Regions from separate parts of the Homo sapiens genome. Here region 1 is linked to region 2. A link is a loop called in an ENCODE intact Hi-C map of the cell type or tissue named here. Cell type or tissue: endothelial cell of umbilical vein. All regions are shown on one strand. Links, peaks and the distances in the headings refer to the core of each region. The heading gives the core; the rest is flanking DNA.

Region 1 (8,052 bases), core at 4,364-6,863, 50 kb before region 2:
ACCCCTCACCACTGTCTCTCTTGCCACCATGTAATACGTGCCTTGCTTCCCCTTTGTCTCCTGCCATGATTGTAAGTTTCCTGAAGCCTCCCAAGCCATGCAGAACTGTGAGTCAATTAAACCTATTTATGAATTACCCAGTCTCAGGTAGTTTTTTTATAGCAGTGTGAAAACGAACTCATACAAGTAGTATTTATGCATGGAGTTGTTTTTCTTCTAACAGCCTTGATGCTAATGTTCTTGAACCATATAACAGATAGGGGCCTCAATTCTGGGCAACAACAAAGCAGAGACAACGCTAGGTCTAAGTGAGCTACACTTCCAGCATTGCCTTGCATGTAAGAACAAAGTATAAGGTGGGAAGACAAGAAATAAAGTTTGTACATGTTCCTTTCCTCTTACCCTAGTAATAACCATTTTGATGTTCTTTGACTTTCCTCCTCTTCCTCCCTCTTTTCCTCTCCCTCTTCACCACTCTCCACAAACCCCTACCTTTGCTTTGGATGTGAAAAGGATTGAGGCATGGGGAGAAGAAAACAAAGGAGCAAAAGAGGTATAGAAGATAGGGTTAGTGAAATGCAATAGAAATGACTTTAAATGTATAGAAAGAAAACAGTTAAAATGAAAAATTTAAATGTAAGTCATCAATTCTCTGGCTTCCTTCAAGGAAATACAGTGAAGGGTTGAGTTGGGGTTACCCCTAAGGTAAGTAGTGTCTTGGTGGCAAAATTTTATTGTGCAGTCCCTGTCTCTATAAACAATCTTATTTAATTGTATTTACAAATGTATTTTTAAAACTCATGGGCCCTTGTAAGATATAATGACTTATTGATGAAGATTTGGAATAAATAATAGAAAATTACTGATGGCAGCTGGAGGTAGATAGGTTCCTAGGTGGGAAGGGGCAAGTCCCCAGTGAAACTCCATCTTCAAGCCAAGGACAGCCTGAAGCCTAGGGGCTGGGCTACCAGTTCCAGGTGAAGTCCCTAACCTGGAGTGAGATTTTCCTTGATACCTTTGGACCAATTAAGTGGCTCACCCATGGGCCAATCAGCATGCATTTCCTCCTGTCCATGGACCGATCAGCATGGTCTTCCTGCATTCTGAGCCCATAAAAGCCGCTGGACTGAGGCCGGCTTAGACACTCATGGCAACTACCTGCCTGCAGTTGGTAGCTGCACACTTTGGGTGTCCTCTTCGCTGGGCGCAGTTCGGTCACCCAATAAAGCTCTTCTCTGCCTTGCTTACCTTCCAGTTTTCTGCATAACCTCATTCTTTCTGGACGAAGGACAAGAACTCAGGACCTGCCGAACAGCGGGAGCAAAAGGAGCTGTAACACTTTTCTGGCCGGTTTGCTGAACTGCAGGCGGGAGCTAAAGGGGCTGTGACATGTTCCTGGCCTGCTTGCTGAGCTGTGGGCGGTGATATGCTCCCAGACTGCAGGAAGGAAGAGTGGCAACCCTTCTGGGGACCTAGATCTTGGGAGTCCCCAAGCCAGAGCTTTAACACTATAGTCCTCCCACCCTCTGCTAGTGCAGGGCGGCTGCCCCATATGACCGAAAGCAGCCGCAGGGCCAGGCCAGAGCGGGGTGTTGAGACTGAAAGACCTATACCACCAAGGGGCTGAAATACACTCCCTCAAACATGGCCCCCATCCCCGCTGCCCACACTGCAGATGACAAGAGGGAGAGAAGAGCTGTGGCCATTCTGGAAGCACAGACCTCGGGGCTCCCTGAGCCAGGGCTGTGACACATTGTAACACCCTCTTTGGAGCTCTGTGGTTCCTGGAATCTCTGAGTTTTTGGGTGCCACCGCGTTCCCCTCGTCCAGACACTCGTGTCTACAGTGGAAGCTGCTTGCGGTATGCCTGGTCCCGCCGCAGTCTCGCTCGGTGACGGTGCCAGGAGCTACCCGCCCCGCTGCGGCAGCTACCCACCCCGCTGCAGCAGCCGGCATGCTTGCTGTGTACAGTGGCCGGACCCCGTACTTGCTCGCTCACACACGCCTTGCCGCTCCGCGCCTGGTTCACTCTCCGCAGGCATAGGATCTGGGCCGGTAGCACAAGCGAGCACGGCCTGCTGGGCCAAGTGGGCTGAACGAGTCCAGCAGGAACAAGCAAAACTCAAGTAGAGGTACCACTGGCCACAGAGGTTTCCAGCTGGTAAAGCAGCACCTGAAGGAGCCTGTGACAATACATATACATTTCTTTTTGTTTAATCAGTTTGTCTGAAGATTCTCTATAGTGTCCAGGCACCATCTCTTTCTATTCAGGAAGAAGAGCCATCTCTTCATGTTCTTTATTGTCAAATGCACTACTGTCTAATTTCATATCTCTCACCATGATTTAGAAGAACAAAAAAAAAAAAAAAAAAAAAGCAGTGCTTCTACACACAATCCCGTGGCTCACTGTCATTTCTAGCAAAACAAAATCGTTCTTCTTGCCTCTGCAGTATCCCAATACCTTTTTTTGTAATGCTGGTCACATCATTACTCGTTAAGCTGCGTCATTCATCCTGCTGCTCCTGAATACTGGCTTCCAAAGTCTTTCTCAAAGAATGTTCTTTATTGATGACCACAAATGGAAATTTTACCCAAAGTATGCAGGAAAATGGGAATGGTTATTTTCCAGTCAGTTAAATTTACTACACATCTTCCAACTATGTCTTTTCTTGAATGCCTTAGGCCATAATCACTGCATTCCTAAAACGATGTCTCTTTTAATGTCGCTGCACCGCACCTTCTACACTTGGCCACCAAGTGGGAAGAAGGGAGAAGGTCCTAAGGGTGGTGCCAGATAAGCAGTTCCATTCCAGTGCAGGGAATGTCCTTGACCAGCCCAAGAGAGCACAGATTCACAACACTGATCTGAAGCCAGAAAGGGACAGCAATCTGTAAGGCCCCTCAAAAGCCATCAGAGAACTGGTAGTAGACACACCACCCCAGAGGACAGCCTGATCCGCGGCACACAGTGGAGACCACCCTGGGCCCAGTGCAGCGGCACACCAAGGAAAGGACCTGCTGCTGCCACCACCTCGCCGGCTCCAGGGCTGCAGGTGGGAGCTGGCACTTCCAGCTAGAACACCCCGGCATGCCATGCTGTGGGAAGAGGGTCGAAGAGTGTAGGGATGTGGGGAAGGGAAGAAACGGGTCCCCGCAGTCTGGTCTGGCTCAGGGCACCCCATGCCAATGAGCCCCAGACAATTTCCTAGAAGGAGCTCAAAACATCAGGCTCCCTGATGGCGCGCAGTACTGAATCGCATATTAAATTATTATTCTAGCTCTGCCAGTAATAACTTGGATGAATTTTGCTTTTTGCATTATCTTCCCCATGAAATATAAACCTGTCTCACAGGACAGCATAGGATCTATTAAATCATCATTGGACTAAAGATGCTTATTTTGTAGGCAGCTTTTCCAAATTCAAGTTATTTCAACATGAAAGAATGACGGCAGGCATAAACTTATCAATAATAGGTCACCTATTATCGACTTATGAAATTTGTGCAATCAATAAAACACCATGTAGATCCAGAGATTGATTGATTGTGCTTTCACATTTGCTTTCTCACATTTGAAATGCTAGCATATGTCTACATTATGAAATAATTTATAGTAAATAGTTCTGTTGATGCCACTAACTGACAACTACAGAAGAAAAATATATTTAAATGTTTATTTGCAGCTTAAGGTAAAACATCCACAAATGCCTATGAAGTTTATATTCAGCTCTTTCTGCACTTTAGCACACTGTAAAATATTAGAGCACATTGTATTTTATTCATAAAATATTATATTATAGATATATTTGTTTTCCAGGAGCAACAGTTTTGCCCAAGGCAGAGTGTCAGCACATATAGAATCAGGATGCTTGTGTTAGAAATGACCTAGAGGTCTTAATCCAGGGAGTCTCATTCAACAGGCTTGTGGGCTCATAAGCTCCTGAAGTGTATTGGCTTGTATATTAGCTTCCTATTGCCACTGTAACAAATTACCACAAATTTAGTGTTTAAAACACTGCAAATGTATTATTTTATAGTTCTGTAACTAAAAGAACAGTATGTAGTTACTACTTTTCTGGCACAGGTCAGACACAGCTCTGAGCAGGCTAAAAGCAAAGTGTCAGCAGAGCTGTGTTCCTTCTGGAGGCTCTTGGAGAGAGTCCATTTCCTGGCTTTTTCCAGTTTCTAGGGACTGCCCACATTCTTTAGCTCATGACCCCCTTATCTTCAAAGCCAGCAATGGCTGATAGAGTCTTTCTCAAGCTGCGTAACTCCGACATTTTTTGACACTCCTTTTCTGTTGTCACTTTGCCTTCTCTCTGACTCGGATTCCTCCTACAGTCCTTTTATAAGCACCCTTGTGATTACATTGGGCCCACCTAGAAAATCCAGGATTATATCTTCACATCTCAAAATCCTTACCTTGATCTATCTGCAAAGTCTCTTTTGCCATATTGAGTCACATTCACAGGTTCCAGGGATAAGCATATGGACATCCTCAGGGAGCCATTATTTAGCCTACCACGGTATTGAGAACTCTGAGGTATGTGAGCTGGTGTCTATGTGTATGTACTGGATATGTCCTCAGAACAGCTTCCCCAGAATGGCTCGTCAAAGGGGTCTGTGATTCAAAATGGTTTAATCAACCACCTTTGCAATTTAACCACCCTCTCCTTTCTCGTGGAGGGGAAAATTGAAGTCCCAGAGAGGCTGGCTTGTGCAAGACAACATAAATGATAGGAGATGGTGTTTTCCTGATCCCTGTTTTGACACTTCATAACTATGGCCTACTGAAAATAAATGGACAGATTACAGTAGTGCCATGCCCATGCCATGCATGAGAAAGAGAATACCTGATACTCCAGAGCAGGTTTGTTGTTAGTCTGCGGCTAATAGAATCAGTGCCACTGGCTGTTGGGGAGATCAGGTCCAATGTTATGCCCCAGTGAGAGTGGACAGGTCACTTTGCTAAGAAGCATAGTGCCTTGAAAGTGGGCCCTGATGTATGCAGGTATGATTTAGGTGGAAAGAGAGCGACTTACGTGATATGGCAACACACGGTCAGAGCCCAGGATGTTTCAGTTATTCATCGACAGAAGTATTAGGGATATCCTCCTAACACCTACAAGGCCTTGGAAGATTGATAACGTACCTCATTGCTGTATTCCAGCACAGTGCTGCAGAGTGCAGGGTCCAGGGGTGGATTCTGGCTTCAACCCTTACGTGACCCTTGGCACATTGCTTGATTTCTCTGTATCTCAATTACTTCTCTGTATCTCAGTTACTCAATGAATTAATAAAGAATTAATGTTATTTAATATCATTTCAGCAAGTTACTTTCTAATGGGTGACTATTTGTCACGTGTCCAAAGGTGTAACTAGGATAATTTGTTAAAAGTTACTGGCATACAGAGAGCACTACTTGTTTTTGCTACTACTACTGTCACCACAGATGGGTGCAGACACCTGTTTTGACCACTGGGTGGCAGCAGAGGAAACCATACTTGAAATCCATGCGTTTTGTTTTGTTCCTGAAGTTCTGGTATACTGAAATTACAGAAGCTTAATCATACTTGGTTGTTACTGCAGAAAAATAATCAGGTCAGGAATACTACAGTTTGCCTCTCTGGAAATACCATTTATTGCTCTTCGGTCCAGACGTCACATTTATGGATTTACGCCCCCCAGCTCAAGAAGCCAGTTGCGTAGCAGTCTACGCTCTTCAGCCTGCCAGTATCTGTTCTTTATTGACTGGTACTAAATTTCTGTAGACTCTATTTAGAAGTTAAAGTTGTATCTCCACACCTTATGTTTTCAAGATAGCAAATATCTACCTAGTCTTGCATTCAGAAGGCCTTTGGTTGGCCATGATACTTCAAACTTTTATAGGATTAATGTGATGTCCCTTTGTGATACAAACCAAATGCAAGAAAACAACTAGCAAAATCTCACTGTTGTTTATTACAATCATGCATTAGAATTTCTACAAAAAATGAATGGAAGACTGAGAACAGAGAAAAGAGACACAGAGAAGGACAGAGTATAAATGCGGTTCTACAATTCAGCTTTGGAAAACATAAAGAAAGCTGAGTAAAACACATTTACACATTGGTTTGTATTTGTCTCCTGGGAAGGTGGCAACTTAGGTCATGATGGGACCGTGGAGGAGCTAATGAAATTAAGAAAGGAGCAGGTTTATATATGTCAAGCTCCAGGGTTTGATGTGGTAGCCAAAAGCATTTGGTAGCAAAATATAAAGTAGTATTAGCACATAATTGACTTTAATTATATGTTTTATAATTACATAAATCCATTAAGCATAAAGGGGAGGGAGTACCATGTTCTTAATGAAAAAGTTTCATTTAACTAGCTGTGGAGCAAAAAAATGCTATAGACCATAGCCCCCCCCCCCCCCAAAATACTAAAAATTCCATTTATTTGATCTGAGATAGATAATGTACTGTAAGATGAAATCCCAGGGGTGTGTACTACCTTTTAAATGTTCACATAGATGCTATAAATCATTCTGAAGCCATGTAGAAGAGCCAACGAATACTTAGAATCCTTTGCCAGAAAGTTATAGGGGAAGATCATGATTAACTGGCTCAAAATATAAAATTTTTACATCATACACTAAAAGAGTTTGATGTAGAAGGGCTTCAGAAGCTAGTGGAAATAGTTTCCTGGTATTAGGGTATAAACAACTATTAATCTTCTTTCTGATGATGTAATGCTATAACTTCAAATATTCTTTGATTTTGTTGTTAACCGAAAATCTTATTGAAGAGTCTTTACTGTGGTATAGTTCCTGACAACTAATAAACTAATTCTGAGCATGGTTGAAAGTGTTCATTTAACTAGTATGTTCCAATACAGAAGAATATAAAAAATTATCAGTTATATAGGAACAGAATTTTAGAACTGGAGCAGACCTTAGGGAACAAAATGGATGTGACATTCCATATTTACACAGTTCATTTGTATCAGTGTGGAACTAGAACCCTAGTTGCCTTCCACAACATACTTCTATTTGTATTTTTAACATCCTTCATGTAATGTCATATCAGTACTGAGTGTAGAGTTAGTAGACAAACTGGAATGGCTTTCCTTGATGACTTGAAAAAGATCAGTACATTAACATTCTTTTAAAAGTGGAATGCCAGTAAATGTTTTCAGAGAAAGCTCAGATTCAGAGTTGGGGACATTTTCCTTCCAAGAGAAGCAACGTGGGTCTACTACCATTTCAGAAAGATGTATGCATATTGACCTGTATATATATATAAACATAAACATAAAAATCGTACTTGATGTAAAAGAGACCTTAAGCAGTTATTTAGTTCAGTTATTTTCTTCCAAGAGGTAAAATATTATCATCCCTTTTATTGTATAGATGAAAAAAATCCAGGGTCCAGAGAGATGGACTGATTTGTCCAAGGTCAAATGACAGATGAGTAATGGTGAGGGCAGGACAGTTCTCCTGTCCCAGCAAAGAGCTACAATATGCAGTCTCTTATTGAAGGACAAAACAAAACCTGAAAACATTTTGATTTCTTAAAAATTCATTTTCTGCTTCTTCCTATTAAGTTCAAGGACCCAGAACTTTATAGAAAATAAAACCTTCCATAATTGTGTAAAAGTAGATTACCAAGTAATTGATTGCATTTTAGATAGTATAGTCAAGTTCCTTGGTCTCCTTGAAAGTGAATCTTGAAAATTGGATTGACTATTGGCAGTTGGTCCACTGTCCAGTAAGCATTGTTTTGACTGAAGAAATAAATAGACAGAATGCCCTCAGACAACTTATTTTTGCTAATGAGCAAGTTGCTTCAGTGAACGTAGCAAAAATCAGGCACGAGTCACTATATATCACAGAAATAATCTAGATAAATTAGAAAATTGTCCAGATACTGTAGGCTGCATTTAGTAAAGCCAGGCAGAGCAACACCAAGCAGGAATTATCCTCTTTTGTAGTTACAGATAATGGATATACAAGTACAGACTGCAGTTTTGGTTTCACAAATGGATTTTGAGTGCAAAGGTGCAATTTGGTAAT
Region 2 (2,500 bases), core at 1-2,500:
GTAATAACTCATTTCATTCAGCTACATTTTAATAGATGAATAATACATGTGTGTGTTTGAGAAAACAACTTGAATGTAAATAATTGATAGAAGGCAGTAATTTCTAATTACAGCTCTGCCATTAACACTCAATTTATGATTTAGTGTTAGGCATTATTTATTTACAGACCCAGAGAGACTGTTTTAAAGTACTTAAGTATTTATATGTGGACAATCCAGTGGATATTTTCTTTTCAGAACCGGAAAAGAGATAATCCAGTCAGCAACTTTATTGAGCCACCCAGCCTTTCAAAAGCTTTTCCTGAGATAGTCTCAATGCTGCATCATGTTTCAGTTTCCATTTAGTTTCAAAATATTCTGACAGGACACAGACAGCCCTGGCTGAAAGGAGCACAGAGAGAATACTTCGAGCTCATGCTGAGAGAAAAAGGCGAGTTTGTCTTTTCTTACCTGAGACTGGGCCTGAAGGGAGAGTTTCAGTTCTTCATTGACGGTAGGTAGCATGCTAGTTTTGCCACAAGATACTTTGTGAAGTTCTTCCCAGCACTCTTTGGGCTTACCCTTGCAAATCAGTTCCAGGAGTCCTGAACTTCTCGTCCCGCTCATGGCACATTCATAGAAAGTTCCATTGAGCAGAGCCACAGAAAGCCACATCACTGGAGCCACCAATGAGCTCAGAGTGATCTGGCCGAGGACGTAGAAGAAACGGCAGCTGTGGCCTCTGGGAAAGATTTTCCTGGGATTCACACAGCAGCCTGTGAAGAGTCTCCACGACCTATTGTTCAGAAAGAATCCCAGGATCAGTAACACCCAGGCAGGAGCAAAGAGGAAAACCAGCCCATAGGTCATATTCTCAGTGCTGCAGGGGCACTTAAAAGCCACAACAGAAAAGAGACGCTCACTTCCCACGGTCAGCAGAGCCATGAAGCTGTAGCCAATAACAGTTTTCTGATTAAGGAAGAATTTTAAAATGCCCTGAAAAGCATCCATGTTGGAGATGCACAGAGGGAAAATGCTGTGCCTTTGTTATTGGCAGAGCAGCTGTGGCAGTGGCCGAGGGTGGAGCTCTTTCTTCATCAGAAACAACAGTCCTTCTCAGACTGAATTGAGCCAGATAAGGAAACAATGTCATTCCTTAGGAATGAATATTTCTCAACATGTTTAGATAATGCCTCCTACTGGTGGAAATTGGGCTGTGATACTGCAGCCTAAATGCTGAGAATAAATTCAAAGTGCACGGGCTCCATTTTAACCTTCTTTCCATGTGGTTTGGATTGAAAATCAGAAAAGAAATTCTCACTCATACAAATAATAGTCTAGGAATTTTCCAGTGTAAGGAATCAACATTAACAGAAAGAGGTTTCAGCCGACAAATCAAATCTCCAAACCTAGAATTTTATGAATGTTTTTCTCTTCCTATGACTTGAGATTTGGAAGACAGGGATTTGCTGTCTTTTTTCATATATATAAAAACATATGAAAATTATATATATATATATATATCAATAGCTTTTGGAGCACAAGTGGGTTTTGGTTACATGGATGAAATATACATATAAATATACATATATATATATATACATATATATATGAGATTTTAGTGCACCCATCACCGGATATGTATGTGTACCCAATATGTATTTTTTTATCCCTCACCCCCTTCCCACTCTCCCTCTTTCTGAGTCTCCAAAGTCCATTATACCACTCCATATGCCTTTACGTACCCATAGCTTAATTTCCACTTATAAGTGAGAACTACAGTTTTTGGTTTTCTATTTCCGAGTTACTTCGCTTGGAATAACGCCTCTAGCTCCATCAAGTTGCTGCAAAAGACATTATTTCATTCTTTTTTATGACTGAGTAGTATTCCATGGTATATATACACCACAGTTTCTTTATCTATTCATCAGTTGATGGGTACTTAGATTGGTTTCATATCTTTGCAATTGTGAATTGTGTTGCAATAAATATACATGTGCAGGTGTTTTTTTTTAATATATAATGACTTCTTTTTCTTTGGATAGATACCCAGTAGTGGGATTGCTGGACTGAATAGTAGATCTACTTTTAGTACTTAAAGTTCTTTCTTTAAGAATGAAAGAAAGGTGCCGTGGTTCATGTCTGTAATCCTAGCATTTTGGGAGGTCGAGGCAGGTGGATTGCTTGAGCCAAGGAGTACGAGACCAGCCTAGGCAACATGGTGAATCTCCCTCTCTACAAAAAAATACCAAAAAAAAATTAGCCAGGCTCGGTGGCATGCACCTGTAGTCCCAGCTACTCAGGAGGCAGAGATGGGAGGATCGCTTGAGCCCAGGAGGCTGAGGTTGTGGTGAGCCAAATCATGCCACTGCATTCCAGTCTGGGTGACAGAGCAAGACCCTGTCTCATAAATAAATACATAGAAGGAAAGAAAGAAATCTCCATACTGTTTTTTATAGAGGTTGTACTAATTTACATTCCTACCAGCATTCTACAAGCATTCTGTTTTCACAAAATTCAT

The links. Peaks named below come from ENCODE experiments on the same cell type or tissue, not always from the same donor. Only the 100,000 strongest peaks of a DNase experiment are listed, where the experiment ranks them.
Region 1: a loop joins it to region 2, with 4 times the contacts of the local background. A loop is called at or near these places in 6 of 110 quality-filtered maps.

Annotation. Positions count from the first base shown.
Region 1 is chr6:116,559,013-116,567,064 of GRCh38, reverse strand. It overlaps CALHM4 (calcium homeostasis modulator family member 4), which reads right to left. Exons shown (of 2, transcript NM_001366078.2): 2 at 5,938-8,052. Among named protein-coding and RNA genes, the nearest start is that of RWDD1, 8.5 kb to the left of the region's middle. In endothelial cell of umbilical vein, for the core only: a CTCF peak has its summit at 5,476 (motif pointing right); a DNase peak (open chromatin) is centred at 5,484.
Region 2 is chr6:116,510,187-116,512,686 of GRCh38, reverse strand. The region is part of intron 3 of TRAPPC3L (trafficking protein particle complex subunit 3L); the gene reads left to right. It overlaps CALHM5 (calcium homeostasis modulator family member 5), which reads right to left and starts at 1,048. Exons shown (of 2, transcript NM_153711.5): 1 at 451-1,048. The coding sequence starts at 990. RefSeq lists an enhancer at 756-1,337. In endothelial cell of umbilical vein, for the core only: a CTCF peak has its summit at 1,179 (motif pointing left); a DNase peak (open chromatin) is centred at 1,046; H3K4me3 peaks cover 1,132 bases; H3K27ac peaks cover 1,348 bases.